2 separate regions of the Mus musculus genome follow, and region 2 is linked to region 1. Evidence: chromatin loops called from intact Hi-C (ENCODE). Cell type or tissue: heart. All regions are shown on one strand. Links, peaks and the distances in the headings refer to the core of each region. The heading gives the core; the rest is flanking DNA. Region 1 holds the start of Eef1g (eukaryotic translation elongation factor 1 gamma). Region 2 holds the start of Ubxn1 (UBX domain protein 1).

Region 1 (14,831 bases), core at 2,764-10,763:
GGGAGGCACAGGCAGGTCTATAGACTGCCTTTGAGCCACAGGAAGACCCTATCTGAAAAAAACAAAAACAACCCCCACTACACTCCACTTTAAACAGGCTTTTGTCCTTCTGTTAGAAAAATTCCAAGAGGCTGAGGACATGGCTCAGTGGGTAAAGTGCTTGCTATGCAAGCATGAGGAACTGAGTTCAGACCCTCAGCACAACCTGGACACATGAGACCTGGACTATACTTACACCCATCAGTATTGTAACAACCTAACATCGTAGCCCTAGATGTGAGAAGAGCACCAGCTTACCTCTTGGGCAGGTGAGCGAAAGGGTCCTTGGCCTTGGGCTCAGCAGCCAATGCCTGCTCACACTCATCCATCTCTTCCTCAGGAGCTGGGGCAGCTGCCTTTTTTTCCTCCTTCCGCTCAGCCTGGGGTTTCTGTTTCTCCTCTCGTGAACCCTTTTCTTTCCTTGGGGTATCTTTTTTAGGCTGGCTCTCTGCAAACTTCTTAGCTAGCAAAGGATGGAAGAAAGTAAACATACAGCCTCTTTCTTTTTTCTCCCAAACCCGGCAGCAGGCAGGGAAAGTGATGGCTCGGACAGCCTAAGAAGCCTCAAGAAGCAAAACACACATCGTCACACAGCACTGCAGTTTGATGTAAACGTCAGTTACTGGGTGACACCCACGTTCTCTGGGTGAACAAGGCTATGCAAGTCAAAGGGTTGACAGGCGCCAACTGGACCCTGACCCTATCACATGCCCAGTCTCTTCAGACTTACCATCAAACTGAGCCATCTTCTCACACAGCTTCACCTCCCCCAAGATAGCCCTGAACTGGGGCTGGTTAATGCAGGTAAGGAACCACCGGTTGGTATTGGGGAAGGCCTGGCGAAAAGAAGGCTCTAAGACCTGCCAAGAGGGAATGGCAGAAACAAGATCAATAATGGAAAGGCCATGAACAGATTTCAAACCACAGCAAAAGCCCCTTACCTCCAGGTCCACTGTCCTCTCCATGCCACATCAGAACCTTAAATGACTACACCTCCAGGAAGACTCCTTTTCAAAGAAAAGTTTTCAAAGAAGACTCCTTTTATGTGTATTGAGTGTTTTACCTACATATACACATATACGACATACATGCAGTGTTCCCTGAGGCCGTAAGACAGTGCCAGGATCCCTTGGAAATGGAGCTGTAGATGACTGAGGCATTATATGGGTGCTGGTAATTAAACCCTGGCGGAAGGGTGGCCATTGCCCTTAACCACATAACTGTTGAGCTCTTTCCAGTATTCTCTGTGTTTCAGTCAGCTTTATTACATAACCCAAGTGAGCCTTTCACATCAGGATCCTCCCATCTCCACTCTGCTGTGCTGGGAGTATAGGCGCTTTCTCCCTCGTCTTTAGTTCAGTCGAGGATGGCTGTTCCCAGTCCTTCATGCACCATTGCTACTTAATGATTTCATATTCTGCTCTTTCATCTATTCTTTTCTTTTAAAGTTTTATTTATTTCATGTAAGTGAGTACTGGTGTGTCTTCAGCCACACCAGAAGAGGGCATCAGATCCTATTACAGATGGTTGTGAGCCACCATGTGGTTGCTGGGAATTGAACTCAGGACCTCTGGAAAAGCAGCTGGCGCTCTTAACCACTGAGCCATCTCTCTAGCCCCTCTTTCATCTATTCTTAATTTTAAAAATTTCATGCCAACAATCCCAGCACCAAGAAAGCAAAGCAGAGGCAGGCAGAGCTGAGTTTTAGGGCAGCCTGGTCTACAGAGAAACCCTATCCCCCCCACCCCCCCAAAAAAGATTGAAAAGGCTGTAAGAAGAGCCTGTCTAGAGTACCGGGGGGGGCTAGGAATGTGGCTTAGTAGCAGGTGACCCAGACATTGGTCAAGGCACCGGGTTCCAAATCAGCACCCAAATGGGGTAGAGTGGGGTGACTACCACACTTATTTTGCTATGACAACCCTCCAAAAAAAGATACTTCGTGTGTGATGCTAGGAATGGGACATAAAGCATGCCAGGTAAATCACTGGGCTCCACGCTAGCCCCGCACTGCGACTCTAACACACACAGAAGGCACAAGCAACCCAAGACTAGATAGAGCAGCAACACAGCACGTGCCCAGCAGACACAACACAGTCCTTCCTTCAAACCTCGTCCTTGAAAAACTTACATTCATTCTTATGTTTTAGTGCTTTTCTTCCAAGTATATCTGTGCCCACTTAGATCATAAAACACCGGCTCCCCGAGTTGGCGTTATATAGTTTTAAGCTGCCATTTGTGTATTGGGAAATAAACATAGCCTCTGCAAAACAAGAACTCTTCGAGTGCTGAGCCATCTCTCCTGCCCCACACTACCATCTTACAAGCTCCTGTTTGGTACTTTTCTGTATCTGGGTGTCTTGCCTGTGCGTTTGTCTATGCACCACGTGCATTCCTAGGGCTCACGGAAGCTGGAACATCAGATCTTCTGGAAATGGAGTTCCAGTTGTGAGAAGCGTGTGGGTGCTGAGAATCCACCAGAGTCCTCTGGAAGAGCAGCAAGCATTTTTTAAAACTATTGACTCATCTCTCCAGCCCCTGTCATTTTCTACTTTGTCAAAACAGGAGTGGGTAGAAGGGTAAATCATGGAGACAGATCACAGAATTCAGTTAGTCACGCACCGCAAGTTCTGCAGTGACTTGAACATGTACTTGCTGTGTGTTGTGGCCATGGAAGGATTATAATGAACCCTGTGAGGCACACCAGTCTGGCAAACAATGGCATTTTTTTTTGTTCTCACTGGACTGTAATTCTGAACCAGAATGGGTCCAGAGCTGCTGCCGCCTAGAAATCAGCAACACAATATTAAAAAAAAAAAAAAAAACAAACATGGGGGTTGGGGGCAGCTGGGGATGGCTACCTGGTTTGATTCCTAGCACACACATAGTAGCTCACAGCCATCTGTAACTCAAGCTCCTTGGGATCTGCATGCATGCACACACATATGCAAATACATGTAGACATAAGCTGAATACCACCTTGGACTTATCACAGATAAATAACTATGAGAATTCTTATACCACTGCATCTTTAAACACTGAAGTTAAGACAGAGACCTGAATCTGCCTCCAAAAGCTCTCGCTGCTGCAGTCACTATCCCTGTCTCTTACATCTTTGATTTTTGCTTTCTATTTTTGATATCACTATGTAGCCTAGGGTGGCCTTAAACCAGAATGATCCTCCTGTCTCAGTATCTCAAGTGCTGGGATTACACAAGTATGAGCTACCACACGCAGCCTTTATCCATCTTTAATAAGATGGAAACAGTCACAGTTCTCACTGTTGGGATCCCTACAATCATTAACTACTGGTCTGTCTTAAGCAAAAACAGGGTTACCCTAATACAGGTCTAACCCCTGTCACATGGGATATAAACCTTACCTGTTTATAGAGCCACAACAGGGTACAGACAACTGTAATATCAGCCAGTGTCACTCGCTCGCCCACTAGAAAAGTTCGAGTCTTCAAGTGAGTGTCCAGCAGCCCCAGGATTCGCTTCACCTCCTCTTTCGCATTTTCAGTGGCCTGTTGTTTTGAATACTCAAGCTTAGTGGGTACCAAGTCCCTTTCCTCAGATCCCCCCACCAACAGAACTAAAGAAGCCATTTAACCAGCCATCGACTCAACCCCCACCCTCTATCATTAGACTCTAGAATCAGTTGAAACTTATCAGAAATGAAATCACTCGTGTTAGATATCTTCATGATCAACATGACTTTATTTGCACCATACTGATGGTAGCCACTTTAGTCTGCATTGCCCCCACACTCCTGCTATCTTTTCCTTCATCTGTCTCCCAGTCCCAAAATGTAGGCTCTGACTCTATCTCTGGCCCAGCTTCTCCCCAAGTTCCAAAGCGTACCTGTTTGTTGTGGTGCATAATGCCCAAGGTGGGGAACACCCAGGTACTAGCTGGAGGAACGATGTCACTGTCAGCAAAGCTGACCCACTGCACCACCTGAGCTGCCGCCTCTGGCGTACTTCCTCGCAGCTCCTCATTGCTTACTGCAAAGGCAGACATAGAGCTTAGAACTTTGACCTCATGCCAAAACCAAGCCGGGTCTCTGATTCCACCTTGTCCGCCACAGCCGCTTCTACAGCCTTACCCCCATACCCTCTCACGCCTGTATCCCCACAAATTACCATAATAGGCAATGGCATTGCTCTCAAACACACAGAATCCATCATCACCCTCAAATGCTGGAACCTGTGGAGAAAGTAGCAGAAAACATAAACACAGAGATTTCTCAGTAGCCAATTCTCCAGGCTGAATTGTTCTAAATAATATGTTAAGACAGACAACTCTTGCTACGCTAATTCATGACATCTCAAGCTCAGAAGTGAAAATTACTTAGTATCCCTCATGATATGAATTCACAAGGGTGAAATTCAAACATAGCTAAAGTGTGGTGCCCCATACCCTTGTCTGAAACCAGCCAGCAAGCTACTGAGACCCCACCTCAAAATAAACAAATTCAGATATGGATGCCACCCAACAATCCCACAGCTTCACTGCCCAAATCATTAGGTGCCATCCAGACTTAGCATTTGCCTCTATATTTAGATTTGGATATTTAGCTCTACTCATGCTCTATGGGGTAAGAATCCAACTCTCAAGACATACTTAGTACATACATACAGATAACACCTGGTGAAAATACATTTTATCCTACAAATATAAACCAGGCCTGGAACTCCTGACAGTCACTGAACAGCTGTGAATACAATGGAACTTCATAATTACAATGGAGACAGGATCTTACTATACTTATAGGCTTGCTTCACACAATCTCCCTGCCTCGGTCTCCGGGAGCTTTCAAAATTATTTTTTTCCTTTGGGCAGTCAAGTTCAGAGGCTTTAATAGGTTACATTCCTAGCCCCTTAAAATTTCTTTAAAAAAATATATATATAAATAAATACACACACACACACACCATGGGGGCCATCTCCAGAATAATGGAATTCTAGAGATCCCAGATGCTTCCCCACTCACCTTGCCGGCAGGAAATTTTCGGAGAAATTCAGGGGTGCGGTTGGTTTGGCCAAAGTGGAAGTGGGGTGGTGCGGAGAGCACGCGGACCTGAGCCCCGCTGTACTGAGCAGCGATGAGGGCCTTGAAGGCCCTCCAATTTTCAGGGTATGTGTACAGGGTCTACAAGAGAAAGGGTGAAGGATGGACTAGAGGCAAGGAACCCTGAATGCCACTCCCCACGCACACTTCCATGCAATTCCAATGTGCACAGCTTAGATTCACTCCTAGTGAACCGAGTATGCCCCATGTAATCAGAGTCCTCTGAAATACCAAGAAGAACATCCCAGCTGCTAAATAAAGCTTACCGACAGATGTGACCTCTCTTAAGGACATCTCTAGAGGCATTCTTCCCTTCAAAACTTCTGGTCCCATCTGCCTAAACACACGAACACTCACACCCATCTCTCCCAGAACCCTTGTTTCATTCATTGGCGGTGACCCGGAGTCTAACTACTTCCAGGCTGCTATCACTTCAAAAGCACACACACAGACCAAGGGATTTCAAAGTTCCCCTCAGAATCGACACGCTGAATTCTAATGTTCATCAGTTATTCTTCCTGAAATGCCTTTCTTTGCACATGGCGAATTAGCAACCCTCTGGTCCTGTCCTGCAGTGAGTTCCCAGTTGTCTCCCTACTAAAATCTCACCAGCAGGGTCCATATGGGCTCACTTCACCCCCCCTTTATTCCTCTGGCTCCCAAACCTCCCCGAAGGTCAACTCCCAACGTGCCAGTCGCCCCTTCCCACAAAGACCCTCTCCTTTCCACGTCCTCGTTGTTGTCCCACAAAACGGTGGCAAAAGTTCCACCAACCTGCTCAGACGCCACACCTCAAAATGGCAGTGAGGTTAAACACTTTTTAAAGGTCCAGACAATGGAGACCCAGCATCTTTTTTCTCCTCAACCCCAGAACGTTCCACCTCTAGCCTCTGAGCCCCAGCCTCAGTTCCCCTCCAGGCCCTAGAAACCATGCTCTCCGACCGTACGGCTTGTGAACCCCAGATCGGCTCGCGGCTTGGGTCTGAAACTCCCCTGGCGCCGACTGGCCCCACTCAGGCAAAGGATGGCGGTGGATAGGGTGACCCTAATCACCGGAGCCGGCAAACTTACCCCAGCCGCCATGGTGATTCCGCAGAGAAAGGGGGTGGGGCTGTCGGTGCTGCCGCAAAGTAAGCCGCAAAGGAGACAAGGGAGGAGGAAAGGAGAGAGCAGTGTGGAAACAGCGGCCGGAAAGCGAGGACGGCATAAAAGGCATACGCACGACAGTTCCGTCTACAGCCCCGCTGAGTTGGAAAAAGCGAGGGGTGGGGCCCGCAGCCTGGAGCGCAGAGAGCGGGCGCCTGCGTAGTATAACTCTGGACGATCCTGCCCCGCCCGCGTCGCCGACCAATCGGAAGCCTGATAGGAGACGGAGCTCACCCAGGGAGGGGAAAAGTGTGAGAACCCGGCGGAAGCACCGCCCCTCGAAGGCTGGTATCTGGAACCCGTGACAAACTACAGGAACTGCCTTAAGGAAGGGGTGGCAATTTACTGAATTCCTTTTGTTCCTGTTCGGGTTTTTTCTGTAAAGGGTCTGTCTGTTCAGCTGGGGCCCACGGCCGAAAACATCTGAAAGTAGGTCTGCTCCGATTAAACTCCGTGCTGTTAAAACTTACACAACAAAGCAGCACGGACCAACTTGCCACGTCACCAGCACCACTCAGGCTTGGCTGCGCCCCAGAGGGTCGGGTAAGGCAGCCCAGTTCTGATACAATAGTTTACACATATCCAAATTTGAAAATAAATCTTGACTCCAGCTTATGGGCAATTTGAACTCTCTTTCACGTTAAAGGATAGAAAAGACAAACCCTAAACCCAAATTTGTGGTTCCCATCACCTGGAGCAGCAGGACAAGTCTCGTGTGGGCAAAGGTTGTTCTCAGAAATCAGTGCCTTTGCCTCGTGGAGGTGGCACTCCCTAGGAAAGTGCTGGCAAGTGGGAAGGAGAGCTCTGAAGTGGAAGTCATAGGACTGTTTTAGAGTAGTCAGGCCAGAAGCTACATTGAGGCAAAGAAAAAAGGCGTTACCAGGAGGAAAACAAAGACCTCGTAATGGTCTTATGAGGGAGTATGCAAAAGAACATTAAATGTCTGTATGAAATAAACTAGCAGCTTTATTGTTTTTGAGGTTTGGTTCCTCACTTGAGGAGATTTTTAAGTGCTTGAGGGATAAAACCCTGTAGAAAATGATGAAGACCAGGGAACAGGCCTTGGGAGTCCTGGAGTGGGGCCACAGTGAGTGTCTGCTCAGCCTGGGAGGCAGATGCCACAAAGCTGAGGAGGGGCTCCCCCGGCGGCCTCTCTTGCTCACTATTGGGTCCTTTTAGTTCCTGGGTCACACGAGCTTCCATTGCCAGCCACTCTGCTCCTGTGGTGGGACCTCCTCTACCTTCTTCCTTGGTTTGTTGCTGTAATCGTCTCCGGGCACGCCGCCTCCCCTGCCATACTTGGTGCCACAAGGCACAGCGCCAGCTCACTGATGATGGGTGTGATGCCTCCTTCCCTGTCTCACCCTGAGACCCTTCTCCAGCCACTTCAGGTTTCATGGGATTATGCTCAGCTGCCTTGTCTAGACAGTTTGCAGTCATCAGGGGCAACTCCTCCTCTGGTGGTCCCGAGTGCAACAAGGCCCAGTCCTGAGGTGTCTCTCGAACCTCTATTACCATTTCTTCTACCTCATTTTCACTGTGGTCCCCTGCACATCCCTGTGGCTCCTCTTTCCCTTCCTCGAAGCTCTTTTCTTGCCCACCAAGTCTCTGTCTTTTGTTCACCCCTCCCAAGGGAGAGTCTTTAATTCTGGCACCTTCTGACCGTCGTCTCTTGGTTCCCTGTTCTATGTGGCATCCTAGTGCTTCCCTTAACACATCCACCAAAGCCATAATGACCTGTGGAAAGGGGGCAGAGGGTAAGGGGATGAGCTTGGCAGACAGCAGGGAGCTAGGGGAGCTGGGCTGCAAAAGCGGGAGCAGTCCCCAGTCCCGGCCCCGGGAGGAACGCTGCTGGTACTGGAGACTTCGGCAGTAACTGGCTGCTGCCCCACAACAGCTCTGCAGACGTTTAGCCACCCGGCCGGTCACATTGGCTGCAACATTGTGACTCAGGTCAAAGGGGTCCTGGAGATTCATGGGGCCAAGGCGCAGCCCTTCCCAGAGATCAGAAGGCAGGCCCTCTGCCACCATCAATGGCCGACCTTCCCGCAGGGACAGCAGGGAGCCAGAAAGATCCAAGCAAGATACGCAGGAGAAGAACTGGGCCAGCAGGGAACCTGATGGAGGCAGATTAGAAAAAAGGGGGTCACCTGGAAGCCATAACTGGGACATCCCTGCAGCTACTTCAGTGGGACTCTCTTCCCTTCATAGGACTTCAGAAGTGTCCTGAGAAACCCAGCCATGCCCTGCCTGACCCAGATGCTTCTGCTTGGCCTAGAGAGCAGGGAAACTGGGGAATACACCTCTTACTTGCCTGCCCAAGATACGTGTTTTTCCATCCATAAAACAGCTGCCATAGGCTACTATGAAGACCATGCCTTACACACAAGTATAATATATGTCTCTTATTCTTGAGCATGCCTTGCACACAAGTATATGTCCCCTATTCTTGAGCCTGTCATCACAATCAGTTTTCTACCAGGTTCCCCAGACTCACTGAGAGGCTCCACGTTGGTGCTGGGCTCCAATCTTGAGGCATCCTTAGGGAAGCTACAGTCCCAGCCATCAACTTCTACCTGTTCCCCTTCACCTGTGACAGTAAGAAGAGACAGTCAGCCCAGAGCCAGTCAGCCCAGAGTCTGCCATTGATGGTGGCAGAGGGCCTGCCTTCTGATCTCTGGGAAGGGCAGAGCCAGAGATCTCATCTCGGGGCTTCTGAAGTGTGAAGGGGTGAGATGAAGCTGAGGTCATGACAGTAGAGGCCGTTCTGCAGTACCTGCTCTCTGGGTAAGCTGGGCCACAGTAGGAAGTACTGGAGGGTCTCTGGTCTGAAGGAAGTAGATCACTAACAACGTCAAGGCGTAGTTATTGAGAAGGGGGCCACCTCCTGGATAATAACCAATAATTCAAGTTAGGAAGAAGTATTTACAAGCCCTGGTTTCTGTGCCCACCTCTTTTTTTCTTGCTAAATCCCTGCCTTTGCCTGACACAAACTTGGGCCAAGTCTGTTCTCATTCTTACCTGACAGCCCATTATGCTGAGCCCAGCAGCGTAAGGTATACACAAGGGGCCGGACTCGACCATCCATCTCAGAGCAGAGATTCAGGAAACGTGAATTATATAAGGCCAACCTAGGACAATGGAGAAGCAAAGGTGTTAGAAATTTTCCCAAAGTTCTACTGACATAATGATCTTATGAGGGAGTATGCAAAAGAACATTAAATGGATCTTAGGGATGTGGCTCAGTGGTGGGACATTTACCTAGCACTGATAAAGCCCTGTGTTGTATCCTGAGCCTAGGGATGAGGTAGGGGGGAATATGTATCCACTGAACCTTAGGCAATACTACATTCCAAATGCTCACCCTGTACTGTCACCATTCATAAGACATGTTGTTTATTTATATAGGACTGCTCAACGGCCAGGTGTAGTAGCACGTGCCTATAATTTCAATACTCAAGAGATTGAATAGGAATATAGAGACACTGCCTCAGAGACACAGGACCAGTGAGATGGCTCAGTGGGTAAGAGTCTGCCACCAAGACTGACGCCCTCAGTTTAATCCCTAGGAATTATGTTACAAGGAAGAGAACTGATTCCCACACGTCATTCTCTGACTACACTCAAGATGAGATGCGGACACAAATATAAGAAGCATAGTAGCAAGAATAGTTTATTCAATGCAAAGTGATAATACAGATCTGAAAGAAATATGCGGGCCACATGAATGAGAGTATTCGGAGGCCCAGTTATAATCTGTGGCCTCCTTTTATGGGGTTCAAGAGAAGGCATTTGGTTGCAAAGCTCTTAATATACAAAGAAACAAAGCATGGAGTAGGGAAGGAAAAATAGTGAAGGAAAACCCTGTTTACTTTTAACCTAACAGTTCCTAGGTTTCTGTAGCTACAGAACTCTTTCCTACGCTTTTAACCCCAAAGGAGGAGGCAAAGGCCTATGAGCTCAAGGTTAGCCTGTCTCAACACAGGCTGTCTCAAAAAAACAAAACCAACAACAAAAAGCAGTACTGCAGAGTCAAGCATAGCAGCACATGCCTGTAACCCCAGGAGTTAGGAAGCTAAGGCAGGAGAATCACAGGCTTGAGGCCAGTCTGGACAATGGAGCAAGACTCTGACTCAAACGCACAAAGTATTCCAAAGGAAAAAAAAACACTGAAATGGAAGCCAGGTAGGAGGTGACATTCGTGGAAGAAAGGAGGACTGAACCAAAGAAGAAAAACAAATTCAGCAGGCATAAGCTCGTCCACATCAGGACCCCCTCCTCATATACCCCAGACCTTAGAGCCAGCCTTCAACCCCACACAAAAGTACCGGTTACTGAGGGATACATCTCCATGAAGACCTGAAGGCCGATGACAGAACTTGACCACAGGACGCCGGGCAGAGGGCACAGTTTGGACTCGGTACACTCCAGGGACACAGCCACGGAGAATAGATCCCACCAGCTCTAACACTGCTGCTGCCTCCTCCTTCTCGTCCTTTGAGGCTTCTTCTGCTAATTCTAGCTCTTTCCCCTGTTTCCCCTCTTTCCTGTCCTCCTGCAGTGGTGAAACTGGAGGCAGAGACTGAGGAGAGGTGACAGTGTCAGAGCCCAAAGCAGAGTCGGGTGTCTGTGGTGCCAGAGAAGATGGGGTGTCAAAGTCCAGGGACTCAGACTCTTGAACAGAAGTTGGAGACAGTGAGTCTAGAGGAGAAGCTGGGGTGCAGGCCAGCGCCTGAGGATCCAGGGAAGAAGCAAGGGCTGAGTCCAAGGATGAAGTCTCTGGAACCTTTGGAGCCTTTGGGTCTGGCTGTAATGGAGATAAAAGGGAATGAATCCTCCTCCTCCTCCTCCTCCTCCTCCTCCTCTTCCTCCTCCTCTTCCTCCTCCTTCACCTTCTATGTACAGGCTTTACTCTGCAGCCTTACATAACTCATTTATGTAACTCATTCTCCACAGTCCTTTGAAGCCAGGCAATGGTGGTACATGCCTTTGATCCCAGCATTCAGGAGGCAGAAGGATCTCTGTGAGTTGGAGGCCAGCATGGTCTACATAGTGAGTTCTAGGACACCTAGGACTACATAGAGAAGCCCTGTCTCAAACAAACAAGAGAAACAAGGTGTACACACAGCTCAGACTGACCTTAAGACTTTTCCCTTTCCTTTTACGTCTTCGCTTTTTTGCCTGCATATATGTCTGCACCACATGCACGCAATGCCTGTGAAGGCCAAGCAAGGGCATCAGACTCCTGGAACTGGAATTATGGACAGTTGCAAATGGAAGTGTCTGTGCTGGGACTCCAATCCTTGGTCCTCTGGAAGAGCAGCCGGTGTTCTCAGAGACTTCTTTCCACCCCCATGGCCTCCAACTTTTCACAATCCTCCTGCCTCAGCCTCCCAGAGATTTAGAGTCATGCTTTAAATTAGTCTGACAATCAAGGCTGTCCAAAAGACTACTAAAGCATACAGCCTATTGCTGCTGTCCTTAATTGCCCCCCCCAACACCCAGTGTCTGCAGAAGACATTATGGATTTCAGGAATAGAGCCCAGAAACCCCTGAGCTGGAAATGACCTGAATGCTTCCTCTGTGAAGACTAGCATTCATGGTACCAGAAGATATCAGTCAAACTTCCAAAGGAACAAGGCGACAAACACCCTTAACCTGCTATCGATGCCTATGGAACAACATCAATAACCAACATAGCATAATACCCCTAAGAGTGCAGTAGTGACACACATATTTGACAGTAACTGGCAGCTTTCTAATTGGACTTAACACCTGCTCAACCAGAGGATAACCATGCCTGAGAATGGAAACAGATTACCTACTTGGTGCTATGAAGTCATGGATCTTGAAGAGAACCAACAACCACTACTTTATAAAACCAGCATAATCCCTAACAATCATTTTTTAAATATTATTTTTGTATTTATTTATATGAGTACACGGTAGAGTGTGCATCAAATCCCATTACAGATGGTTGTGAGCCACCATGTGGCTGCTGGGAATTGAACTCAGGACCTATGCGAGAGCAGTCAGTGCTCTTAACCTCTGAGCCATCTCTCCAGCCCCCTAACAACAATCTTAAACATTTGTGCTTATAACCACAGGAAGTACTGACTTCACCCCTCATCAAGGAAACTTTTTTTTACAATAGACAGAGATCACTACAGAAAAGCACAGCTAATGAAAATGCAGAATTGTGGAGCCCAGTCCCATCTACAGAACACTCCTGCACCTAAGGCTCGGTGGACATTGTGAAGGAAGGAACTGAATAAAGATAGTAAGAGCCACAGAATCGGGGAGGCTGTGGTGTGTTGGGATGATATGTTTGTGCACTGTGGAAAGGTTATCTCTGTATTATTCAAATGCTGATTTCTGTACCACACAGAGTACAAGCTGCACTTTGATACTGTTATTCTTATGGCTGCATCATATTTTGTGCACACTCTCTTCAACACCTTCTGATTGGTTTAATAAAGAGCTCAATGGACTATAGCAAAGCAAGAGAAAATAGATAGAACTTCCAGGCAGAAGTAGAACTCTGGGAAAGAATTAAGCAAGAGGGATTTGCCAGTCAGACACTGAATAAGAAACAGGTGCTAGTACTCAAGAAATAACAAGCTACGTGGCAGAATGGAGATTAGTTTAATCTAAGAGGTAGTTGGGAACAAGCCTAAGCTAAGGACAAGCTTTCATAACTAATAAAAGGTCTCCAGGAGGCCAGCATGGTCTACATAGCAAGTTCCAAGGCAGCCATAGCTACATGGTGAGACCCTGCCTCAAAAAATACAAAAACAAAAACCCATTAGGCCAGATGGTGATGGCACATGCCTTTAATTCCAGCACTCAGGAGGCAGAGGCATACAGATCTCTGAATCTCAGAATTTGAGGCCAGCCTACATAGAGAAACTCTTGTCTCAAAAAACCAAACAAATAACAACAAAACCAGTAACACAGACTTTTGCTTTTTCAAGACAGGGTTTCTCTGTGTAGCCCTGGCTGTCCTGGAACTCACTCTGTAGATCAGGCTGGCCTCGAACTCAGAAATCCGCCTGCCTCTGCCTCCCAAGTGCTGGGATTAAAGGTGTGCGCCACCACTGCCCGGCAGTAACACAGACTTTAGAAATGTCTATCTTCCTGTGACACTGTTATCTTTCACTCTCTCTAATGAACATCCATCCATATCCACATTCTCACAAGTACAGGAAGGCCTCGGGTTAAGAACCATCATGTCTACCTGAGACTAAAATGAGTTTAGGTAAAGCATCTGTCTGAAGTCACACAACTGCATGCTCCCCTTCACTCACCTCGGTCTCTTCCATATCACCCATGTCCAAGAAGAGGTCGAGATCACAGCCATGAACATCAAAGCTATTTACAGTAGAGCCAAAAGGATGGACCACACAGCCTGGGTACCAAAAAATAAAGATAAAAAAGGTACTAGGGGGCTGGCAAGATGGTTCAGAAGGTAAAGACCTGATAAGCTGAGTCTGACCCCAGGACCTGTGCAGGAGAAGGAGAACCAGCTCCTGAAAGTCACTCTCACCTCCATAAGCATGTGTGCCACTCGTCTGAACATAGAATAAAGAGCGGTAAAAGGACAGGGAGCTCCCCATTCAAGAACATACTCAACTACAAAGACAAAAGAGCAAGAAACGAAATACCTACAGCTTAGGGAGGGTTCAAAAATAGGAGATGGAGACTGACAGAGGTGTAAGAGAAAGCTCAGATTACAACAGGGGACTCACCAGGGAAGAACTCTGTGAAGACCTCCTGCATCAGGGCCACAACAAGGTTCCGAAGCTGCCGCTCAGCCTCAGACAACTCCCTCAGTTCCACAAGCTTCACCATCTGGGCCCCCACATCCGCAGCCTCAGCCAGTGCTTGGACCAGCTGGTGACTACTTGAGTCCACTCCTTTGGGAGACTTGGAAGCTGGGCTCTGGAACTCCTTCTGCTCCCTTGGCCGGACTCGAAGTCCATGTCCCCCAAGGCTGTGCTTGGGCTGTGATAAGACAGCCTCCCGAGCACTTATGTCTCCCATCTCCACGATGGCAAACACCCCCTGGAAAACCACATGAGAGCAAAGATGATGGTCTTTGGCAACCAAAAATCCAACCAAAAAAAAAAAAAAAAAAAAAAAAAAAGTCTCAAAACAACAACAACAAATCCAAACATATGTTTTAACAGTAGATGAGAATCTTTGAAATGGGAACCAGCCCATATACTGGGAATATTTACTTGTTTTGTAAGAGGGAACATACTCAGATGTGTCGTCGTCATCGTCGTCATCGTCGTCGTCACCCTTATCCCATACATTTTTATTCCAGGCTGCCAATTACAATTTCATCTCTTGCCTTCTACACTTGACAGTAACTTAATTTCAGAGGTTAAAATAAGATCCATCAAGCCATGCTTGGTGGCACATGCCTGTAATCCCAGGGGAGAAGCAGGGCCTGGTGAGATGAGCTCTCTGGGCCTCGCATGGTGAAAGAATACAACTGACTACTGAAAGTTATTCTCTGACTTCTCTATCTGTGCCATACATGTCCCCCTGCTCACCTACCACACACACAC
Region 2 (14,831 bases), core at 4,553-12,552, 95 kb after region 1:
GGAACCAACGGAACTAATAAATGCAGTTCATCCATTAAGTGGATTTCGCAGCTGGACATCTAATGCTTAGAGAGCTGTGAGAGAGCGCAATGTGCGCTGAAGACCTAGGCAACTGCATGCCATCCTACCCCTGAGAGTTCTTAAGTCCAATAAGTTTTCTGACTATTCAAAATAGGTCATATGATCTAAGTTTGCTTCTGCAACTGTTGGGTAAAAGACTTTAGGAAAAAGTCTGGTTTTGTATGTCACAATGTGTGTTGTGTGAATGAAAAATGAAAGTCGGAAGTCACCGAACACTTTGGAAAGACCATCTCTATTTATACACTCTATCCAGCTTGTAGGCAAAACGATTTCACCCACTGAGCCATGTTACCTAGACAAATTCTTCTTTGAGACAGCATCCTTCCTCCACTCCCAAGTGCTGTGGATAAAGGAGTGAAATCCCACGCCCAGCTCCAAGCCACAGTCTTCAAATTAGAGTAGTCCTTGAATATTAGGTTTGCAGTGAATACTAACAGGACTTCTGTCCTTTAAGCAAAGTTGGAGAAGGGTTTCTTGACTGTTCCAATGCCTCCTCTTTACTATTTACTTTGGTTCAAGCCTCTTAAGAGAATCCGACTTACTATTACTGGAACTGCATGTCAATCCAAACATAGCACGACACACACCTATAACCCCAGGACTCAGGGAGGTGAGGTAAGAAGATAGCAATTTTAGCCTGGTGGTGGTGGCACACTCCTTTCACTCTAGACTTTAATCTCAGCACTCAGAGGTGGTGACATAGGCAAATGGATGTCTGTGAGTTCAAGGCCAGCCTGGTCTACAGAGCAGAGTTCCAGGACAGTCAAGGACACACAGAGAAACCCTATCTCAAAAGAATAGCAGGAAAAAAAAAAAGATAGCAAGTTCAAGACAAGGCTGGGCTCCTATACAAGGAGACAACCTGAAAAGGAAAATAAATACAACTACATGATACAAAACCTCTGAGTTAGGTGGGTGGTGCACACGCTTAATCCCAGCACTTGGGAGGCAGAGGCAGGCGGATTTCTGAGTTCGAGGCCAGCCTGGTCTACAGAGTGAGTTCCAGGACAGCCAGCTCTACACAGAGAAACCCTGTCTCGGGAAAAAAACAAAACAAAAACCCTCTTTGAGCTGAGTATGAATATTGTACATCTTTAGCCCCAGCACTTGGGAGACAGAAGCAAGCAGGCAGGTATCTGTAAGAGGCCAGCTTGGTCTACACAGTACATTCCAGACCTGCCAAGAGAGTGAAACCCCCTCTGAAGAACAAACCAAGGTCTCGTTCTGTCCATTAGAGGTCTTAACTGACCAGGGGGACCTCAGGAGGCAGAGGCAGGCATATATCTGAGCTCAAGGCCAGCTGGTGTACTAAGGGAGGAGTTCCATGACAGCTAAGATTACACAGTGAAACCCTGCTTCAAAAAACAAACAGAAAGAAACTATCTCAAAACGGGTAAGAAAAAAAAAAAGCTGAAAAATGGAGCAGTACATGGTAGCTTCTGCCTCAGTCTCAGCACTTGGAGTCTGAGTCAGAATTTTAACATGTTCAAAGCTATAGAGTATGTCTCAGGCTGTCCTAGATTAGAGTGGAGACCCTACCACCGCAGCTGTGAATGACTGTGTGGTGAAGTGATGGGCTGTTGAATGGCTATAGGTAAAAACTTCTTAAGCTAAGCCTGAAGACATAAATCCTAAATCCAGCCCCTGGAAGCCGTATGGTGGATGGAGAGATCTGACTTCTGTTTCATCTAACCTCCACAGGCATAGCCATAAACAAACAAACAAACAAATGGCTCCTCATCCTCCAGGATTTCACTATAGTATTATTCTTTCAGTGTCTGAACCAGTTAAAGTATATTTTGGAAATGTCACTGAGAGCACAAACCATTGAAGCAGGCCTGGTGGCACAAAAGCCAAGCAAGCAAGTCATAGCAGCTGGAACTACAGGGATTAACCATGTCACAAATCTTTTTTTTTGGTTTGTTACTGAGAATTAAGCCCCAGCACCTTGGGCATGCTATTAAACATTATCCATCAGCCAGGCATGGTGGCACACACCTTTAATCCCAGCACTTGGGAGGCAGAGGCAGACGGATTTCTGAGTTCAAGGCCAGCCTGGTCTACAGAGTGAGTTCCAGGACAGCCAGGGCTATACAGAGAAACCCTGTCTCAAAAAACAAAAACACAAAACAAAAGAAAAACATTACCCATCGATGAGACCCACCTCTACCACATATACATATATATGTGTGTGTGTGTGAATATGGATTTATGTATATTTTTACAACACATTTTTCATTGAAGGTTCTTTTCTATGTCTATGTAGCCCAGGCTGGCTTTGAACTTGAAGCAGTCATCTGATCTCAGCCTCTCAAATGCTGGGTAGGATTACAGGCTTGTGCTACTACTAGCTTCATTTTTGTATTCTAGAACTTGTAATTTTCAAACAGTAGCAGCTGAAAATATCTTTGTGGCTAGAGATAGGACTCACCTGCTTGAATACTCAGCTATCATACATCAAATTGCAAGTCTGATTCCCCATAATTTAGGAATGGTATGCTGGTAATGCCAGCACTGGGGATAGTGGAAGCAGCAGCAGACAACAAGCAGGGTCCAACATGGTAGTACACACTTGGGAGAAAGAGGCCTAGTCTCCACAGAACATTCCAGGACAGCCAGGGCTATACATTGAGACCCAGTCTGCGAAAACCAGGGGGGAAAAAAAAATCAAAAGTTCAAAAAGTATATGGCTGCATAGCAGGTCCAAAGTCAGTTTGGGATACATTTGTCTGTCTCATAACACTTAATGTTTCTGTGGTGCAAACCCAGAAGTGAACACCAGAGTTTGTTCTAGCTGCTAGTGTCAACTTATATTTACCCGTGTATGTTTTTTGTTTGTTTGTTTGTTTGTTTTTTGAGACAGGGTTTCTCTGGGTAGCCCTGGCTGTCCTGGAACTCACTCTGTAGACCAGGCTGGCCACGAACTCAGAAATCCGCCTGCCTCTGCCTCCCAAGTGCTGGGATTAAAGGCTTGCGCCACCAAGCCCAGCTCCGTGTATGTTTTTAAGGCAAGGTCTCTGTGTAACCTTGTGCGGCCTGCCTCTGCTGTGTGCCAGGTTTAAAGGCATGCACCACCACAGCCTGGCCTATTTATTTACTTTCTTTACACAGGTGTTATTAACGGCCTCTTATGAATTGTGGCCTCTTCTCTGCACCCAGGAATAAGGACAAGTCAGCAGAGATTTGACAGACACTAGGGCAGTGGAAAACACACCATAAATCTGGCAGATAAGGTCTTGAGCCAAGCAGGGCATGGAGACACACACCTTTAATCCCAGCTCTCAGGAGACGGTATGACTACAGAGAGGCCCTTTCTCAACAAAACAAAAACACCCGACCTAGGCTTCCCAAGTGGGTGTAAAGGTTCTTATATTTGTGACCAATGTCAGACTGGACCACACCCTGTAATGTGCTGGTCTGATCTAAAATATTAAACTTGACCACAATAGTCTTTATATCTTAATATATACACATGAAGCACTTTTGACTATAGGACCTGGAATCCCAGCAGGCCAAGGCAGAAACAGAAGTTCAAGGCCAGCCTGAGAAATACAGTTAAGACCCTACATGAAAAAGTAACTTGGGGATACAGCTAAGTGCTTTCTCAACAAGCATCAAGCCCTGGGTTCAATCCCCAATACTGCAAAAAGTGTGGTATGTATACAGTACTCATTTTTTCAAGCCAGGGTCTCTCTGTATCCCTGGCTGTCCTGGAACTACTCTGTAGACCAGGCTAGCTTGAAAATGAAGAAATCCACCTGCCTCTGCCTCCTGAGTGCTGAGAGTAAAGGTGTGCACCACCACACCCAGCTTAAATTTTTTTTTTTTTTGGTTTTTCGAGACAGGGTTTCTCTGTATAGCCCTGGCTGTCCTAGAATTCACTTTGTAGACCAGGCTGGCCTTGAACTCAGAAATCCGCCTGCCTCTGCCTCCCGAGTGCTGGGATTAAAGGCATGCACCACCACGCCCAGCTTAAAAATTTTTTATAAAATGCATTTGTGTTTTGGCTGCATGTATATATGTGTATCACGTACCCATGAAAGTCAGGTGTCAACTTCTGGAACTGGAGTTACAAATGGTTATGAGCCATCATGTGGGTATAGAGAATTGACCTCAGGTCTTCCTCAAGAATAGAGCTCTTGGGCTGGTGAGATGGCACAGAGGTTAAGAGCACTGACTGCTCTTTTGAAGGTCCTTAGTTCAAATCCCAGCAACCACATGGTGGCTCACAACCACCCGTAATGAGATCTGATGCCCTCTTCCGGAGTGTCTGAAGACAGCTACAGTGTACTTACATATAATAAATAAATCTTAAAAATAGAGCTTTTAAGCACTGAGCCAATCTCTCCAGCCCCTCAAAACACCTTTTAAGATTTTTTTTAATTCGAGTGCTTGTACATGCTTATGAATAACAGGTGCCATATAAATCCCCCCACTGCTAAGCAGCTAGTCAATCCTAGACAAACCTATTGCAAACTGAAAAGGTCCTACTTTAACTGCCCTCCCTTTATCTTCTCATATTGCCCTTCTCAGAAAGGCAGTTCTGGAAGGAGCCAGGCATATACAGAACTCAAAGGGTCTATTTATTAGGAAGGAAACGTCAGTGCTTTATCAAAGATGAAGAGGTTAGAAAGAGATGGTGGGATGGAGAACCCTCAGCTGGGACACTTCTTGGCCACAATGAGGACAGCAGAAGGCACGAGTCCTAAAGATGGAAAAGAGTTTGAATTACAAGGATACTTAGGGCCTTCAAATTTCTGGACTCTATAGTATGAGTCCATTAAACCCCTTCTATCCCAACTGACTACCCACCCTATCCACCCCAACTGCCCCTCATTCCTTTAAGCGCTAACTCCTGGTCTCACATAACATACCCAGTTCCTGCAGAGGCCGTTCCATATCAGCCTCTGAGAAAGCCCGTCTGGGGAAGCCACTGAGCAACTGCACAGGGTCCTGGTCCTGTCCAGGCTCCTCCCCACGGTGAAGCTCCACGTAGAGCCTCACAGCTGCCAGCTGTTCCCGGGCCCGGAAAGTCTGGGTCAGTGAAGTCCCATCAGGCAGCCTAACCTAAAAGGCAAGAGAAAGATGCAGTACTATGAGCACTGAAACTGAGTGAGGACTAAGTATGGGGTGGCTTATGCCTAAAGCCTCAGCACTTAGGGTTAACAGCACAGGCAGATTTCTCAAGATAAGCCTGGTTTACACAGCTTCAGGGCTGGAAGAACAAATTCAAGGCTGGCATCAGGTACACACACAAGCCCCTGTCTTAAAACAGAACTATGACTAAGCAGGGTGAGGCCAGATAATGGCAATGCCTATAGTCACAGCACACAGAAGAAACAGGAAGATCACCAGAAGCTAGAGGTCAGCTTGATCTTCATAGTGAACTCCAGGCCAGGACTGTGTAGCAGGACCCAGGCCCAAGAATAAAATAGAGCAGAGTGGTGGCACATGCCTGTAATCCTAGCACTTAGGCAGAGGGCAGGGATAGCTCAAAAGTCAAGACCAGTCTAGTCTACGTAGTGAAACCCTGTCTGAAGTACCCAAGAAAGGAAAGGAGGTACTAGAGCTGGCTCTGCTTCCCTTGGAGCATCTGAACCAGGACAAATACTACTTAAAGGACCCGATGAACAACCACTCATGCTCCACCGCAGCAGGTGATGGTAATGGATTCGATACCTCACAAGACAAGATGGAATTACTTTTAAAAGTCACTGTGAGGACCATATTATGAAAATAGCTGTGTAATGAATCTAAAACTGCTTAGTAAGGATGAAGTAAGGATTTAAATAAGATGGGCAGGTGAAATTTGATCTTTCCAAAGAGTAGAGGAGATAGGATTTCAAAAGTCATGTACAAAGAAGGGAGAGATTTGGCAAAGGGGACTTAAGCGTGAACAGCTCTGGGCTGTCTGGCACTTTATAAGCCAACACGGGATTCCAGAAGCAAGACGGTCACTTGAAAACAGTACCTGTATACGACACTGGTCATACTCCCGCTTAGTAGGGGGCTCCTGGCTGGGAGAAGAAGGAACAGGACCTGGGTCTGTTGCTGGTGGGGATGACCGAGAACCCACACTACCACCATACTGAAAGACAAAATGGAACACTACCTCAGAGGGAGCACACTAGTCTAGCATGTATAAAGGGTCACCCTCCAGTACATGGGCCAAACACACACACACACACACACACACACACACAGAGGTTTGGCAGTTCACAGCTTTTAGTTAGAGTACTTGGAAGGCTGACGCAGGAGAATACTATGAGTCTGACACTAGTCTGGGCTAGAGTAAAATTGCCTCAAAAAAATCATGCTAAGCACACTTTAAGGAAATTAACCCACATACTCCACTATACCCAGACTTTCTAATCACCCACCTTCTTGGCTCTCTCTGCTTTGTCCCTTTCAATTTTTTCTCGAACCCTTTGTCTAGAATAGAGACAGGAAGAAAATAGGTCAGACATGGACAAGGCAAATCTTCATTTCTTTCCCAATTAGCGACCAATGAGACTTCAGACCTGGCAGCTAACTCTTCAGCCTTTTCCCTCCTGCGCTCCTCCGCAGCCCGGCGCATCTCATCTTCCTGCAGTTTCTGTCGTGCAACTGACAGCTCTTGCCCTTGTCTCCTCCGCTGCTTTTCTCGTTCTAAAGCTTCTCGCTCCTCTCTTTCTTCACGTTCCCGCTGCTTTTGTGCCACAAGTTCCAACATTCTGTTTTGCAGAGAAGAAAGAGGTAAAGTTGGACATGGAGTGGGAAGGTGAGTTTAGACTGAGAAATTAACAAAATAAGGGAATACGGGCTCCAAGACAGAGGAAAGGAAACAAAACCAAAACAGTAATATAAAGAGGACAAGCAGGGCCAGACCTGGTGACACACGCCTTTAATCCCAGCACTTGGAAGGCAGAGGCAGGCAGATTTCTGAGTTCGAGGCCAGCCTGGTCTACAGAGTTAGTTCCAGGACAGCCAGGACTATACAAAGAAACCCTATCTTGAAAAACCAAAGAGGACAAGCTAGGTGGTAGCAGTGCACGCCTTTATTCTCAGTGTTCAGAAGGCAGAGACAGGTAAATCTCAAGTTTGAGGCCAGCCTGGTCTACAGAGCCAGTTCCAGGACAGTCAGGGATAGAGACTCTTGGCTTGAAGAAAAAAAAAAAAACAGAACAAAGCCAAAAAAAAAAAAAAAAAAGTGTAGTTTAAAGGTAGAGCACAATATATCATGCATAGACCCTTGTGGGTTTTTCTTTCTTTCTTTCTTTTTTTTTTTTTTTGGTTTTTCTGTTTAGCCCTGGCTGTCCTGGAGCTCACCTTGTAGACCAGGCTGGCCTCGAACTCAGAAATCCGCCTGCCTCTGCCTCCGAGTGCTGGGATTAAAGGCGTGCACCACCACGCCCAGCGTGGGTTTTTCTTATTGTTGTTGTTGGTTTTGTTTTTAAAGAAAGGGCATAGTGATGCATATCTATAATCCCTGCATTTGCAAAGGAGAGGCAAGAGAGTTGGGATTTCAGGGGAATCTGCAGCCACACAGGAGTTTGAGACCAGTCCTGAGCTATGTGAGATGTTTCCTGGTGACTTGCAGCACACCCTCAAAACCGGAAAGGTCAGGTTCTATGATCAGACTTGTTTGTATTTGAGAGGAAGGAAGATGACCCATGACCCTTGGTAAAGTGTGTCACTGGGCTATGGTGGCCCAGGCCTGTAATCCCAGCACTAGAAGAATGTGGCTTCGAATTTAGCCTAGGCCGCATACGGGGTTCCAGCGCAGCCTGAGGTACACAGCTGGACTGCGTCTCAAAAAAATAATGCAAGGCACAGTGAAGGCCACATCTCAGCACTCTGGAGGCGGAGGCAGGAGGATCCGGAGTTCAGCCTGGGCAAGAGTTAGGCAGACTCCAAACAAAACACACACACACACACACACACTGAACTTGCCAGTCACCTCTTGGTCTGTTCTTGTCTCTCCTCTTCAGTCAAAATGGGTCTGCTTTCTCCAGCAGCAGACCCAGAGCCTGCAAACAAGCAACCAGGATTAGTATTTAGAATAAGATCATTCTGATTTTCTCGGGGCCCTTTCAAGGTCTCTAGAATCACAAGATGTCTCCCAGTCAGGACCTTCAGGGCCAACTTGCTCTGAGGGCGTGGGTTCTCGTCCCAGGACATGGCTGAGGGGAGTCTCCAGAGGCTCATCCACATCGGGGTCGTCTTCATGCTCCATCAGCCTGCGCGGAGAAAGTAGGCAGGGGTTGGTTAGCCTGGAGGCCACCTTGCCCAGCGGCTCCCAAACTCCCGCCACCCGTGCGGGTCGCCCGCTCACCAATCCATCGCAGCCTCGATGCCCTGGTTCCCTGTGAGGGCCAGAGCCTTCTCCCTGGGGGCAGAAACACCGTGAATAGCGCCCACCAGCCATGGTGACAGTCAGGCCGGCCAGGCCCGCGGCCTCCCACCACCGGCTAGGGGGAGGCTCCCTTACGCGCGTCCCCTGGGAAAGCCCATCTCGATGAGGCTCTCCAGAGCCGTCAGCTCCGCCATGGCGCCCGCCTCCGCCTCCGCGGGGACCTGCGGGGACCAGAAGGAAGACCGCAAGGGTCAGCCCGGGGCGACTCCGCCCGCGACGCCGCCCTCCCGGCGCTCGCTAACTCACGGGGCGGGAGACCCAGGGACGAGGGGGGAGTAGACAGTGAGTGGGGAGAGCGGAGGGGAAGCGGAAGTGCCCGGTCTGTTTGTGTCACGTGGAGGCAGGGTGGACGGGTGCCGAAGAGAGCCAGAAATGTCCTTCCTGGTGGGCGGGGACTTTGAGGAGGGACAACTGACAGGAAGGAGACCCACCCACGGGGAAGAAGCTCCAGACAGGCTTGAGCCGGTTTGCAGGCTTTTAGGATTCTAAAAGAGAGCCTGGCTATGGATCGGCGGGTAAAAGCACCTGCCTTCAAGCCTAATTATGTGAGTTCGATTCCTAAGACCCACGAGGTTGAGCACAGAGGAAAAAGGATTCCTGTTAGTTGTCCTCTGACCTAAGCACACGAGTCGGGGCGTTCATGATAAACAGTAAAAGTTTATCTCTCTCTCCCTCTCTTTCTGTCTTTCTCTCTCTTTCTTTCCTTTTGGTGTTTTGAGACAGGATTTCTCTGCATAGTCCTGGCTGTCCTGGAACTCGCGCTGTAGACCAGGCTGGCCTGCAATCCAATGAGATCCACTTGCCTCTGCCTCCGGAGCGCAGTACTGGGATCAGAGTGTGTCGCCACCACCTCCTTGCATTTTTTAATTTTCCGTTTTCTCTTTTACTTCTCTTTCTGTCTTTTGGCACCAAGACCAGACAGGCCTCAAACTCAGAAAAATCTGCCTGCCTCAGTCTTCCAAGTGCCAGGACTAAAGTTGTGTGCCACCACACCCATCGGTGATGTATGTAAAAGAAGTTGGGAGGAGAATAACTCTTATATATATTATTAGTAAGTTATTTATCAGAGTCTAGGGAGTAGGTCTAGTGGTGATTTGGTCTAGCATGCTTGAGTCTATGTTCATCATCATTGTTATCACTGTCTTTGTTTTTTGAGACAAGATCTCATTATGAAGCCTTGGCTGTTCTGGAACTTTCTAAATGGATCTGGCTTTAGAGACTGATCTCAAACTCAAATATCAGTCTGCCTCTGCCATCCAGAGTGCAGGGATCAAAGGCCAGAAACATCTTGCCCAGCTATCTTTTTTTTTTTTTTTTTTTTTTTTTTTTTTTTCGTTTTTGGTTTTTCGAGACAGGGTTTCTCTGTGTAGCCCTGGCTGTCCTGGAACTCACTTTGTAGATGAGGCTGGCCTCGAACTCAGAAATCCACCTGCCTCTGCCTCCTGAGTGATGGGATTAAAGGGGTGTCTCACCACGCCTGGCTTGCCCAGCTATCTTAAAACCTTTCTTTTTTTAAAAAAAGATTTATATTTATTCCATGTAAGTACACTGTAGCTATTTTCAGACACACCAGAAGAGGGCATCAGGTCTCATTGCATATGTTTGCGAGCCACCATATGGTTGCTGGGATTTGAACTCGGGACCTTCGGAAGAGCAGCCAGTGCTCTTAACCACTGAGCCGCCCTTAAATTAAATCTTGATTTCAGAATACCCTGGTCTCTATGAGACCTCAAAAACCCAAATCTTAGGCCTTTGAGATGGTTCAGTTGGTAAGACACCTGAGCTGGATCTCTGCAACCCTCGTTGGAAGACGAGAACCTGCTTCTCCACGTAGTACTTTTGTCCCCTGACGCTTAACCAACAAGGATGACATGCAGGCTCCACTTCCATCATACGTCAATAAATGTGATCATAACTAAAAGGAAAAATGAGGCTGGATGTGGTAGTGCACACCTTTGATCCCAGTACTTGGGTGACAAAGGCAGTTGAACTCTGAGCTCAAGGCCGTATGGTCTACAGAGGGAATTCCAGGACAGTCAGATTCACATAGTAAGACCCTGTCTCCCATCTATCCCCTCTCCCAAAACAACTTTTGAAATCAAGGTGTACAGCAGTGTTTATCAGGAGCCATAGATAATTCATACTTGGACCTGCTCACACTGTTGAAGGGGATCTATTGCCAAAGGGATCTTGGTGCACGGTTTTAGTTTGAGAGCAGGATAAGTGATAGTGACAGTGATACTTGGCTGGACAGTATGTACGTGCTAGTGTTGCTGTGCAATGTCTTGTCCAGCTACTCTGTACATGATATAAAACAGGCCTTGGTCCTCTGGGCTTGCAGTACCGGCTCTCTGCCCAAAATGTCCTGACTCTTCCCTCACCTTAGGTAGCTCTATAGCATTTCTCATTTCTTTAGACTACCGAGCTTTGATCGCCTACATGGCTCTTTTTTTCTCTTCATCGGTTTTTCAAGACAGGATTTTTCTGTGTATCCCTGGCTGGCCTTGAATTTAGAGAGATCTACCTATTTCTGCTTTCCAAGCGTTGGGATTAAAGGGGTGAGCCACCACCACCTGCGCTTTTTTTGTTTATTTTTCTTCTACTGCCAGGATCTTCTGCGCTCATATGCAGCCCCAGTTGGCTGTTCTGCTTGGGCTAACCCAGGTCATGGCAGTTCTGCTCAGGCTAACCTGGGTCATGGCAGTTCTGCTTGGGCTAACCTGGGTCATGGCGGTTCTGCTCAGGCTAACCTGGGTCATGACGGTTCTGCTCAGGCTAACCCAAGTCATGGCGGTTCTGCTTCCACCTCCTCAGTATTAGGATGACAAGTGTGACTTACCATGCTTGGCTTTCTGTTTTCCTTCTTTTTCTTTTTTTCCTTTTGTTTTTTGTTTTGTTTGTTTGTTTGTTTGTTTTGAGACATGGTCGCACTATGTTTTCCTTTGTTTTTGTGATGTGATGTCACTATATAGCCCTAATTGGTCTGGAACCCAGGTCCTCTGCAAGAGCCGCATCTTTAAAGCTAATTCTCTTCAGTCTTCCAGAAGAAAGGCAACAGGACAGTACAGCAGAGTTTTGTGGAACTGCTTACAATATAAATAAGACATGGAGACTTCTATGTAGTTTAAAGCTGTTGGCCTTATGCTGGGGTAGACTGAAAGGCTCTGAAAGGAGTCCCTCGCTCAGGCCTCTATCAATGACATCTATCTTGCCAATTTCAGGGCTTCTTTGACCTTTTACATTCTGTCAGGGTCTTTCATTCTCTCAGCTAGCTTTTATCCTAACCTGACTTTCCTGGCAGTATCCCTGCTACATGACTAGCTTCTTAGCTTTCTGTTTCACTCTGGTCTCCCTTCGTTTTTCTCCCATGTCTGCCTCGAATCTCCAGCCTCTATGCTTGTGTCCCTTGTCTCTCTGTCTGAAAGTTCTGCTGCTGTACTTCCTGCCCCAGCTATTGTCTGTTAGCTCTTTATTATAACCAACCAGAGGTTAGATAATGCCAGACCATCTCTTAGACTGCCTTTAGACAACAAGAGTTGCCTGACTTTCACATTTTGTGCAGATATTGAAAGGACATTTACAAATAGAAAAGCGGTGATGAGCCATAGAAGTGACAATACCAAATCTTGCCAGCATTTAGCTCTCTGCATGCACAAAATTAAAAATACAAAAACACACCTCAATACAAGGTAAGGAAGGTCACCCCAACAGAACACAGTAAACATTTGCCCAAGTTAAAGCCTAACTAGGCTACTCCCTGGCTTTGTGACCTTAGATTAACGTTCTGTGTCTGTTTCCTAATGGCTATTAGTATGTATATTGTAGAGATTCTGATAAAGTAAGAAGTAATAATTATGAAAATCTTTAGTACATATGTTATCAGTTTCAATAATAGCTATTATTATTATATACCTCTTTTTTGTTTGTTTTGTTTTTTGTTTTGTTTTTGTTTTTTGTTTTTTTGAGACAGAGTTTCTTTCTTTCTTTCTTTTTTTTTTTTTTTTTTTTTTTTCTTTTGGTTTTTCGAGAAAGGGTTTCTCTGTATAGTCCTGGCTGTCCTGGAACTCATTCTGTAGACCAGGCTAGCCTCGAACTCAGAAATCTGCCTGCCTCTGCTTCCCAAGTACTGGGATTAAAGGCGTGTGCCACCACTCCCGGCTTATTATATAACTCTTAATAATCCTTAATAAACACTTGTGTTCAGAGCTGTAACTAAGCCAGGCAGATGTCTAAGAGTTGGAGGCCAACCTGATCTACATAATGCCAGGCAGTGGTGGCACATGCCTTTAATCCCAGCACTTGGGAGGCAGAGGCAGGCAGATTTCTGAGTTCAAGGACAGCCAGGGCTACACAGAGAAACCCTGTCTCAAACAACAACAACAACAAAAATAAAAAACAAAAACAAAAACAAAACAAAACAAACAAAACAACCCAACAAGTTCCAGGCCAATTAAGGCTACACAGTGAGAAGAAAGGAAGGGAGGGAGGGAGGGCGGGAGGGAGGGAGGGAGGGAAGAAGGAAGAAAGGAAGGAATAAAAGAAGAAAAGAAGGAAGGGGTTTACTCAAAAGAAATTGCTTTAAGCCAGGCATGGTGGCTAACACCTATAATTCCAAAAACTTGTGGCTGACACAGGCAGGAGTATATCAGTAGTTCAGGGCCACTCTAGGCTACAGAGTGAGACTTTATCCAGCCTCCAGCCAGGGTTACACAGAGAAACCTTGTCTCGAAAAACCAAAAAAAGAAAAGGAAAGGAAAGGAAATGAGAGGAGAGGAGAGGAGAGGAGAGGAGAGGAGAGGAGAGGAGAGGAGAGGAGAGGAGAGAGAGGAGAGGAGAGGAAAGGAAAGGAGAGGAAAGGAAAGAAAGGAAAGAAGTAGGCCTACTGGTTTTAGATAACTTCTTCAGAGGACTCACAGACTATTAAAGCCAATAAAAAGCATTTGCTGGCTGATGGCCTACACAAGGAGTTGCCCAAGTTGTGTATCCCCACTATTTTTTGCATTTAAGGCAAGCAAAACAAAAAGCAACAACAACAACAAAAAAAAAAACAAACAAAAAACACACACATCCTGGTTGACATACTTCAGTTAGCAAGAACTGTTAGTGAGAAGTGAAACTATAGAAGCCGAAAAGCAAGGTTAGTATACTGAGGAGCTTTCCTGGACACTGGATATAGACTAGGCTTTGTTGGATTAAGCCGCATGCCGGGTTTTAAGGTCAGAATGGTGCTTCATTAATGGTCAGGTATTAGGGGCTACTAAAGTCCAGGGCCTGTTATATTCTGTGTTGGTTTTATGGGCGTGAATCAAATCATGGACTCATCTTGGAGCAAGGAGTTGTAAATACATTGTGTCCTTATCATTCCTATGTTGAGCGCTAGAAGTGAAAGGATCACTGCCCCAGCCATGGCTATAAGTAGAGCAGTTAACCAGGGGGAGCAGGACAACAAAGATTAGTACCAATTGTTAGATTCTTGACATCTCTTTTCTCTTTCCTGAAAGTTATTTCTGACCATAGCTACATTTTCTCTCTAATTATCCCTGACTGGTTGACATAGAAAGCAACTAGTTTCTCCCAGTGCCATACATAGAGCTCCTTTCAGACAACTCCTTGTCTCATCAAAAGGTGATCCAGCCCTGTGTGATTGATTCTGTAGATTGTCAGCTAAGGAACCTGTCTGGGCTTCCAATGGAAAGCAGAAATGTGTAGATGGCCCAGGTCTGTGTCAGGTTGAGCACTGGATTCCATAAAGGTTTCTGTTTGTTTGTTTTTCAAGACAGGGTTTCTCTGTGTAGTCCTGGCTATCCTGAAACTAGCTCTGTAGATCAGACTAGCCTGGAACTTACTTTATAGACCTGGTTGGCCTCAAACTCAGAGATCTGCCTGCCTCTGCCTCCTGAGTGCTATGACTAAAGAAATGTACCACCACGTACACCCCATGGAGGTTCTTAAAGTTTTTGTCCCCCATTACTAGTGCTGTAGTTCCAACTGTAACAGAGTCCTTGATACCTACCCCCACCAACAGAGCAGGTAGAATAGGGATGGCTTACCACTCACAAGAGGGCCCTGTCCTCTTCTCCATTATAGACAAACATCTGAGGTGTGACATACATGAGGATGCAAAGTAGTGTGCTCTCCTTACTGTAAAGAGCTCAAAAGCACACTGGGTTAAATACTAGCAAACAAGCCAAGTGGTTTCAGGGGCCTGGAAATGCATTCATCTACCATTTCTGGGGTTGATCAACTGTGTGTGGCTACAGGAATCTGCATAGAGAAAATTTTCTAGGAGGTATCTTGGTAGAATGAAGCAGGCACGGTTCCTTTGGAAATATCCCAGTGTGGGCTTAGGGTCGTC

Evidence for each region. A loop is a pair of places that touch in the nucleus more often than their neighbours do. Peaks named below come from ENCODE experiments on the same cell type or tissue, not always from the same donor. Only the 100,000 strongest peaks of a DNase experiment are listed, where the experiment ranks them.
Region 2: it touches region 1 in a loop (2.1-fold over the local background); 4 of 42 quality-filtered maps call a loop at or near these places.

The regions. Positions count from the first base shown.
Region 1 is chr19:8,958,575-8,973,405 of GRCm38, reverse strand. It overlaps Tut1 (terminal uridylyl transferase 1, U6 snRNA-specific), which reads right to left. Exons shown (of 9, transcript NM_197993.3): 3 at 14,004-14,319; 4 at 13,563-13,663; 5 at 10,584-11,062; 6 at 9,277-9,386; 7 at 9,032-9,142; 8 at 8,753-8,845; 9 at 7,196-8,372. The coding sequence ends at 7,246. It overlaps Eef1g (eukaryotic translation elongation factor 1 gamma), which reads right to left and starts at 6,365. Exons shown (of 10, transcript NM_026007.4): 1 at 6,181-6,365; 2 at 5,032-5,190; 3 at 4,181-4,244; 4 at 3,900-4,042; 5 at 3,419-3,562; 6 at 770-899; 7 at 298-502. The coding sequence starts at 6,192. In heart, for the core only: no CTCF peak of the experiment used is centred there; DNase peaks (open chromatin) are centred at 6,375, 7,465 and 8,134; H3K4me3 peaks cover 3,631 bases; H3K27ac peaks cover 3,853 bases.
Region 2 is chr19:8,865,477-8,880,307 of GRCm38, reverse strand. Ubxn1 (UBX domain protein 1) reads right to left here and starts at 8,760. Exons shown (of 9, transcript NM_001362044.1): 1 at 8,552-8,760; 2 at 8,396-8,449; 3 at 8,194-8,300; 4 at 8,021-8,090; 5 at 6,603-6,794; 6 at 6,462-6,513; 7 at 6,053-6,169; 8 at 4,956-5,148; 9 at 4,642-4,786. The coding sequence starts at 8,610. The coding sequence ends at 4,737. It overlaps Uqcc3 (ubiquinol-cytochrome c reductase complex assembly factor 3), which reads left to right. Exons shown (of 2, transcript NM_001160356.1): 2 at 1-294. In heart, for the core only: no CTCF peak of the experiment used is centred there; a DNase peak (open chromatin) is centred at 8,817; H3K4me3 peaks cover 2,134 bases; H3K27ac peaks cover 2,002 bases.